2 separate regions of the Homo sapiens genome follow, and region 2 is linked to region 1. The links are chromatin loops, found by intact Hi-C in ENCODE. Cell type or tissue: HepG2. All regions are shown on one strand. Links, peaks and the distances in the headings refer to the core of each region. The heading gives the core; the rest is flanking DNA. Region 1 holds the start of AFM (afamin). Region 2 overlaps LOC107986287 (a long non-coding RNA gene).

What was found. Peaks named below come from ENCODE experiments on the same cell type or tissue, not always from the same donor. Only the 100,000 strongest peaks of a DNase experiment are listed, where the experiment ranks them.
Region 2: it touches region 1 in a loop (1.9-fold over the local background); 1 of 110 quality-filtered maps calls a loop at or near these places.

The regions. Positions count from the first base shown.
Region 1 is chr4:73,479,708-73,484,114 of GRCh38, reverse strand. AFM (afamin) reads right to left here and starts at 2,370. Exons shown (of 15, transcript NM_001133.2): 1 at 2,252-2,370; 2 at 126-174. The coding sequence starts at 2,339. In HepG2, for the core only: no CTCF peak of the experiment used is centred there; a DNase peak (open chromatin) is centred at 2,564; H3K4me3 peaks cover 704 bases.
Region 2 is chr4:73,531,377-73,535,783 of GRCh38, reverse strand. LOC107986287 (a long non-coding RNA gene) reads right to left here. Exons shown (of 2, transcript XR_001741722.2): 1 at 2,711-4,407; 2 at 1-1,892. Among named protein-coding and RNA genes, the nearest start is that of LINC02499, 25 kb to the right of the region's middle. In HepG2, for the core only: no CTCF peak of the experiment used is centred there; a DNase peak (open chromatin) is centred at 1,763.

The DNA.
Region 1 (4,407 bases), core at 136-4,135:
TTTATAATTAAAGTTGTCTTCTTGGATATGGCTTCTATTTAGTTAAATTACTTTTGAGAAGCATTAACATTTCTAGAATATATCATTTTAAAAATCATCATCAAAAAGTATTTAGCACAACTCACATGTATTCAATATTATCTTCTATAAATTTTTGAGTACTATTGAAGTTCTCTGAAAAGCAAGAATATTTAGGTTATTACATAGCATGGTTTTCTAACATTTTTCAAATAAATAACTATACATGGCATTTAAGTGTATAAAATACAAAATAGACCACTGATGACAGGAGATAATTTTGCATATTTAACAAGAAACAAATAAGTCATGTGAACAAAATAGGAAATCTTAGTCATTGTTGATTATGTGTTCAAGAAATATTTACCAAATTGAATTGACCTAAATAAATCTTAATCTGACTAGACTTTAAATTTGCCATTGATGGCTCCCCAGATAGAAATGTCAAATACATTACCATGCTAAATGTCTATCATTTATGACTAGAGAAGTGATATGAAGATTAACTAATGGCTGATTCAATGCCATAACAGAGCCTGATGAGAGATGCTGTAGCATGCTGGTGGTCAGCATAGTTTTTAGCGCTACTCAGTCACAGCTATTTAGGTCATCTCCAGATCCACCTAAAATCATGGATTCCCTCCCAATGAGCATACACTAATTGGAGCATATTTATGTTTGTTCACATAAGCTACATTTATTTTTTGCAAAGTGTTGTGCTGGACCCTGTGAAGCAATCAACAATGACTAAAATATCTCCCCTTGACATCAGGTTCCTAAGCTGCTCTCTAATAGAAGTTACTCGTGCATGTGACAATAATCTAATTTAGAATGGGATTAAGTTGGGAATGCTTTATGAATCCTGGGTGAGAAAGAAAGAAAAAAAAGGATTATAGGAGGAGTGAGATATGAGTTGAGCATGAGTAAATGTAAGAGATTCAGCTGACGGAAAAATGAAAAACCCTGTCTGTCTGTGTGGAGAGAGAATGATGTGAATAAATGCATTAAGAAATCTTGAGAAGTATTTAGGGAAAGTCAATCTATTTTGATGAGAAAGTGGGTCACAAAGAGGAATAATGGTACCTAGGATAGAAAGAACCTGGGCCCAGATTATAGGAGTCTTGTATATAAAGCTAAGGAGTATGGGCTTCATTTGGAAGACATGGAGAGCCCTGGAAAATGTTTATATAGGATAGTAATCTGATCATTTCTATACACTAAGAAATACGAGTCAGGTAGTGGTATATGTAATGTCATGGGACTTTCCACAGTGCCAGACAAATAGAAAAAGGTAGAAAGAACTATTGTCAAATAAATGGGCAAAAGAAGGGTGGATGGGACAAAGTAAGAAGGCCATAGGAGACTTTGCAACTGTCACACTGAGAAATCAGCAAGATCTAAATTTTGGTAGGAGTAATGGAAATGAAAAGGAAAATATAGATACAAAAGATATTAAAGAGGCAAAAAATCAAGATTTTGAAACAGGTTGTTACGAGGGAAAAGGAGCAGGAAAACTCAGAAATGACCAGTCTTCACTAGCTGGTATTGTAGGGGCATGTCAAATTGAGTAAGACACGTAAGACACGATCCATGCCTTCAGGGCCACTGCCATGCTTAGGGCACATTTGTTCAAGTCAAAGAAAGGAGCTCCTTCTAGGCCAAAAAGGATTAGAAAAAGACACCTCCTCTAGACATATGAGGTTCAAAATATTTCCCCTTTGGATGGAAGAAATAAAAAAAGTCATCCCTTCCTACAGACTGAGATGGCCTTGGCCAGGCTCAGGAGGGATGTTCAAACTGTACAGTTGAAGGAGGAACTAGGTTCTGCATTCCATAAAGATATAGTTGGGAAATATGTTGGACAACCAAAGGTTCCAGAAAAATCCCAGTTAACATCTATTGTTCCACTGTTACCATAAACTATACATATATGCAAGAAATACCAACATTAAAATCCAAATGTATCTCCCAGCAACACTTTCTGTCCTGTCATAGACTGCTGATTATTCTTCAGATGTGACAACTCTTTCTTCATATAGACTTGGTAATATAAAAATTACCATCAAAATAAAAATTCTGAAAAGGTTAGTTTTGGATAACTGGTTAGCCTATGTAAATTAGTGAGAGGGTGAAAAAAGCAAGTAAAGAATTAACTTGAAAGAAAACAAAATTTTAAAAATAGAAATTATCCTAACTGGTCATGCTTTAGCTGATATACAAGTAAATTTCTTACCTATATCCCGAGGTTGTGTGGGCAGGGTTAGGGATTCAGTCAAAAAAAACAAGAAAAAAATAAAACCTGTAAGTTTTAGTAGTTTCATCTTTGTAGAAACCACATTTACAAAAGAAAGTAATGTTGTTGAGGAAAATCAAGTTTTTATATCATTCTTTCACATTATCAGTAAAAAAGTAACCTATTTAATCTATTTCTGAAATACTGAGTATTTGATTTTTTTGATCACTCTGCAGAATTCTTGCTAAATATTAACCAGAAAAAAAAATTACCTTTGTGTTTCGCTGGAAAAAATCTACTGAGTTGGAACAAAAGTCCACAGGCTAAGTATGCACAATACTTAATCAAATAGACAACCAAAAAAAAACTTAAAATACTGCAAATGTTAAAGGAACAAAGGGCCAGAACAGATATAATCAAGCAATCTCTCTTATGCATATATATCCAAAGGAAGTGAAATCAGTATCTCAAAGATATATAAATATGTACGCCTACTATGTACTCACAAAAATTAAAAATAAAAAATTAAGAAGATATACCTGCACTTCGGTGTTTATTACCTCATTATTCACAATAGCCAAAATATGAAAACAACCTGTCAGTCAACATATAAAAAACTAAATAAATAAATAAATCTCACACGCACACACACACACACACACACACAATGGAATACTATTTAATCTTTAAAAAGAAGGAAATTCTGCCATATGAGAATATGTGGATGAACCTGGAGAACATCATGTTAAGTGAAATAAATCAGACACAGAAAGAAAAGCACTGCATAATCCTACTTATATGTGGAATCTAAAAAATCAAACTAGAAACAGAGCATAAAATGGTGGTTATCAAGGGCAGGAGGTAGAGGAAATGGGGAGATGCTTGTCAAAGGGTGCAAAGTTTCAGTTACGTAGAATGAGTAAGTTCAAATGCATCACATGGACTACAGCTAATAATACTGTATTGTATGCTTAGAATATGCTAAGAGACTAGGTCTTAAGAATTCACACTGTCTTAAAAGAAAAAAAAATAGATAACTGGCTGGGCGTGGTGGCTCACACCTGTAATGCCAGCACTTTGGGAAGCCGAGGCAGGTGGATCTCTTGAGGCCAGGAGGTCAAGACCAACCTGCGCCAACATGGCAAAACCCTGTCTCTACAAAAATTAGCTGGGAGTGGTGGCATGCGCCTGTAATCCCAGCTACTCAGGTGACTGAGGCATGAGAATCACTTAAACCTGGGAGGCAGAGGTTGCAGTGAGCCGAGATCGCGCACTGCACTCCAGCTTGGGGGACAGAGCAAGACTCTGTCTCAAAAATAAATAAATAAATAAAATACGTCAAGAGACGGATGCGTTGATTAGCTTGGCTGTAGTACTCAAGTCACTATGTATATGTATTCAAAACATCATCTTGCACGCCTTAAATATATATATTTTTTATTACCTTTTTTTTTGAGACAGTCTCACTCTGTCACCCAGGCTGGAGTGCAGTGGCGTGATCGTGTCTCACTGCAACCTCTGCCTCCCGGGTCCAAGCGATTCTCCTACTACAGCTTCCTGAGTAGCTGGGATTACAGGTGCACCCCACCATGCCAGGATATTTTTTGTATTTTTAGTTGAGATGGGGTTTTACTGTGTTAGCCAGGATGGTCTTGATCTCCAGACCCTGTGATCCGTCCACCTCAGCCTCCCAAAGTGCTGGGATTACAGGCATGAGCCACCACACCAGGCCTTTAAAGTAAAAAGAGTTTTTTAAATGCAATGGAAGCCGATGAGAACTTGATAATTAAAATAAATAATTACTGGAATATATTATAACACAGGAATTTTTTTAAATTCATGAACCTATACCAATACAAAATTAAAAATTGGGAAAGGAAAGTTCTTCTCTACAGAAGAATGCCAACTAATAATTGTAGTTAGAAACAAAGCATAAACATTTGTAACCACCATAGTAATAGCTGATTTAGGCCAGTTTCATGAAAGAATGATAAAGTCATAGGTGAATAATTATTGAGGAATAGCATATTTATACTTTCAAAATATCACTTCACAAGTCACTCATTAATTTAAAAGTGCAAAACACATCTTTGCAGGTGAATACATAAACAATGATATAGTCACTCTATGGATTCTTATTTGTCTTTAAATCTAAT
Region 2 (4,407 bases), core at 225-4,224, 52 kb before region 1:
TCCACAAAAGCCAATTATGACTATTAAATTTTAACTGACCTTAAAGCATTTGGAAACCTGGAAAGCTAGAAGAGAGGTTTTATTGCCTACATTTTAAGATAAGAAAATCAAATCAATACATGATTTTTTTTGTTTGTTTGTTTTTGAGACAGGGTCTCACAATGTTGCCTAGGCTGGAATGTAGTGGTGCGATCACCCCTCACTGCAATCTTTACCTCCTGGGCTTAAGAGGTTCTCCCGTCTCAGCCTCCCAAGTAGCTGGGACTACAGGCATGGGCTACCACACCCAGTTAATTTTTTAATTTCTTGTAGAGACAGGATGTCACTACGTTGCTCAGGTTGCTTTTGAACTCCTGGCCTCAAACAGTCCTTCTGCCTCAACCTCCCAAAGTGCTGGGATTACAGGCATAAGCCACTGTATCTGGCCAATTACATGATCTTTCTAAAGTCACACAGTAATGAGTGGCAGATTTAGAACTTGAGCCCGAAACATCCTGATTAACAACGGGTAGTTTCTGGCTCAGAGACTCTATTTACTTTTACTAAAAATAATTTCAAGTGTTTGGTGAGAATACACTTTTCCTAATAATCTTTAAGACTAAATTTTATATTAGTAAGTATGACCATTTTTTCAAAAAAAGTGCTGGCTGCCTGTCCCAAATAAACTTTTAAGTGAACCATCCATACATAATCTAAACATTCTTCTATGTCACAAGAAAGAGAAATTCGAACTCTAGAATATTTTCAAAGGAACAGAATTATAGAAGGGATCTTTGAAGTTATCTTCCAACCACCTTAATTTACAGTTGTAACACAAAAGCCTGGGTAAATCAAATGACTTGACCTCCATTCCACAGCTATGCACTCAAAACTAGGACTGGAACTCACATTTCCCAACTCACAGTCCAATGTGCTTTCCACTAGGAAGTTGTGCCTGTCAACATTTTACTACCAAATGCAAGTTTAGACATTTATAATAAGTGAGTTCAGATGGCAGCATTTACCTTTATTAACCAGTATCAAATATAATTTTGGAAATATAACTAAGATTATTCTACAAAGAACTTTGAGGAAAACTGAGATTCTGTTGTTCTGTTTAGCTCTAAATAACACTCCCTAAAGGGACTTTGGAAATATTTCCATTTCCAGACAATTTCCACAGCAATAATGTATTAGTGTATATTGAAATCAGTTTGCCTAGTTAATATACACTTCTGAATGCACACCAGAGATGTTAATACCCCAACTCTCTAATCTTTAAATGTTTTACCAAGGGTCTGGCAGTAGATATTAAGTTAATTAAAACAGAAGAGCTGACAAAGTATATGAATCTAAAGCTCTTGCTTATTTCTAAGTCCCTTAAAACAAAACCTGCATACACTTGACTTCATCTTTTTTTTTTAAATTCCTATGTTAGTTGTGAACATTTAAATACCAAGACATTTCTAGCTTCTCTCAAAATGCAGGAGACCCAACTACCTGAAGTCTGAGTTCCCATATGGCAATGTTTCTGGTGCTGAACAGTCACTGCCACCTCTGGACTCTACAAAGCATCTCCTCCTGCCCACAGTTCCCACTCCATCCCTGGCTGGCCCTTGTGGTCATTCGAGTTTGCAACCCTTCCCAAGGAATTCATAAATACATATTCTATCACTAAGAGTTTACAGAAAAACTGTATTATGCTTGTAGGAATTCTGGCTTGTAAGTGAATTGTTTGCATACAAATTGGTCTTCTGTAGAACTGCTGAGTGGCAGGGATGAAAGGTCAGGTGTGTCAGCATTTTCTGAGTTAATATGCCTTCCCCTTGGAATGGCACTGGCTGTTCACAGGATTGAGTGACCTTGCTGGATAGGATAGCCTGTTTAGAGCAGGGGTAGTTTATAAGCTGGCTCTATAAAACATAAAAAGGAGAAGTTATTTTTGAAGATTTCATTCTGAGATTATTTTTTATTGTTCTTAACAGAAAAACAGAGAAAAAGTTGGTAACTTATATTGCTTTATCCCTGGCAAACTGAGAGAACAAAGAGATCATTTATAGTGACTCACTCTAACAAAGAAAGCTTCTCTGCTTGACCATACTCAAGTGTCACAAGATTTTCAAACATCTCTTAAAGAACATAAGAGGAGACAGACTGTATTATTGTTCCCGTGTTTAGCCCAACAAAGTACAAATGGAGAGTTTTATTGTTTTTCTATTGTTGTTCTTATTTTAAGATCACAGTTTGGGAAGTATTTCATCTCTGAACCACATCACTATTTGTTAATTTACTATACACGTTGTATATTATTACTACTACACTTCCGTATGTACTAATAAACATATATACACAAATAATTGTGTATGGGTGTGAATAAGCTAGTCTCTACATTTAGAAACTCACACTTGGAGAGTGAAACAATTAAACAATACCAAGAGTGAAACAAACAATACCAATTATAATACATTATAAATAGAAGTTGTAAGAAAAGTACACATATAATGGTTTAGAAGAAAGAAGAGGGACTGGCTCCAGACTGGATGGAGGTCACCATGAAGATCTTGAACAATTTGAATCTTAAAGGACAAATAGAAGTTAGCTTGAAACAGCTGAAGAAAAAGAAGAGCATTTAGAACTATTCATCTTTATATATAAAGAGTCTTAGAGGTATAAAAACATGACATTTGGGAAATGACATACAAGGTATTTAGAGGCTATTGAGAAAAATTACCTTTAAAATGGTGAGGTTTGAACCAAATCAATGTCCAGATAGACTTAAGCACTTCTGAAAGGTAGAACTGATAATTTTAATAAACAACAATTAGTTTAGAAACAAAGTAGAGTGAAGAAAAATAATCTAGAATAATATAGGAGACTGGGTTGATGGTAGCACAATTTATTAAAATTGATATTCAGGAAAAAAGAACAGGTTTGAGGAGCGTGGCTAAAAAGCAAATCCAAATAGTTTGCTGTGTGAATATAGAGCTCAAGGATATTTAAGACTTCCGTGTAGCATCTACACATCTCTAAGCAGTCATGGATATAAACTAAGGGTTCAGGAAAGAAGAATTGGATGAAGATCTAAATCTAAGAGTGATACGTTGAAGCTACATTATGGCATCAGGTTAAGGCTGATAAGGCTGAGTGTGTGCAGCAATTAAGTAACTAGATGCACATGTATCCCTGAACTTAAAATGAAAGTTAAATTTAAAAACAAAAGAAGTTGCTTAGATAAGCAATGAAATATAAGGTTGACCAGCCTTCAAAATTTATCCATCCTCACTTTCCTAGCTAAATCTATTATCATAAAGACAAAAAGTATAAGATGCTTGGGTTTCCCTTGCTTCTGTTGACAATTGAGCAACATCCCTGAAATTTCTCTGGAAATAGGGAGTCTGGGCCTGCCCTGTAAGGAGAACTGAGCTTCCAGGAAGCCCAGTGTTGTCCTAAGTTGGAGAAAGTGATGTTAGGTAAATGTATGTCCTCAGAGGTCCACTTGTATAGAAACACAGTCTGGGCCAGGGAAGAAGCACACTGGGCAACAATCTCTTCCACCCCCAGCCCCACTTTTTCAGTTTCACGTGATGTTGGAGCAAAATTGTTCCTAGCTTCCAAGAGAAAAAAATACCTTTTCTCCTCCAGCCTTTACAATGCAGAAAAATTCAGTAAGTGCCTGAATCTGAACATCCAAAATCTTTTGTTCTCTGAGAAAGAGACTAAAGGATTTGAATGGATGGAATAAGTTGAAGTAGGAGATGACAAGGGCAGTTGAGGATTATGCCTTTTCATCTACATCTACGGCACTATGTGCCCTATTAGAACAGGCAAGTAACATAAGTGGAGAGAAAGGAGCCAGGTTTCCATTAACAGACTTTGTAAAATGAGAGATAAATGATTTTTCAAACAGGTTTAATCAAAAGGGGTGATTAACAACAGCAACAAAGTCTACAAATCTAGATATAACTTACACTGCTTTTTCTACTTCATAAGTAAATTTAATTACAGCATCTGTAAGAAACTTAAACAAATATATAAGAAAAAACAAACAAACAACCCCATCAAAAAGTGGGCAAAAGATATGAACAAGCACTTTTCAAAATAATTTCACATAAATTATGATATCTCAAAGATAATTCTCTAATATATTTTTGTTGCATTCTAGCTGTGATTAGAAAAAAACAGTTTATTAAAGAAGTCTTGCAGTAACAGAAAAAGTTAATCTCATTATTAATAAAGAAGGAAACAAAGATAAAAATTGTGTTTCTCTTCGAAATTAAAAAGTCTTCTACTGAGTTGTTTAAAAGAGGCCAAAATGCAGAAGTATAGCATGGTGTGTTTTATAAAATCTTTCTTTCCCAAAGATCACTTGTTCCGGAATCTCAAGCATTTAGAACATAAGTGAGCACAAGAAAGTAAGCAATCAAAAGT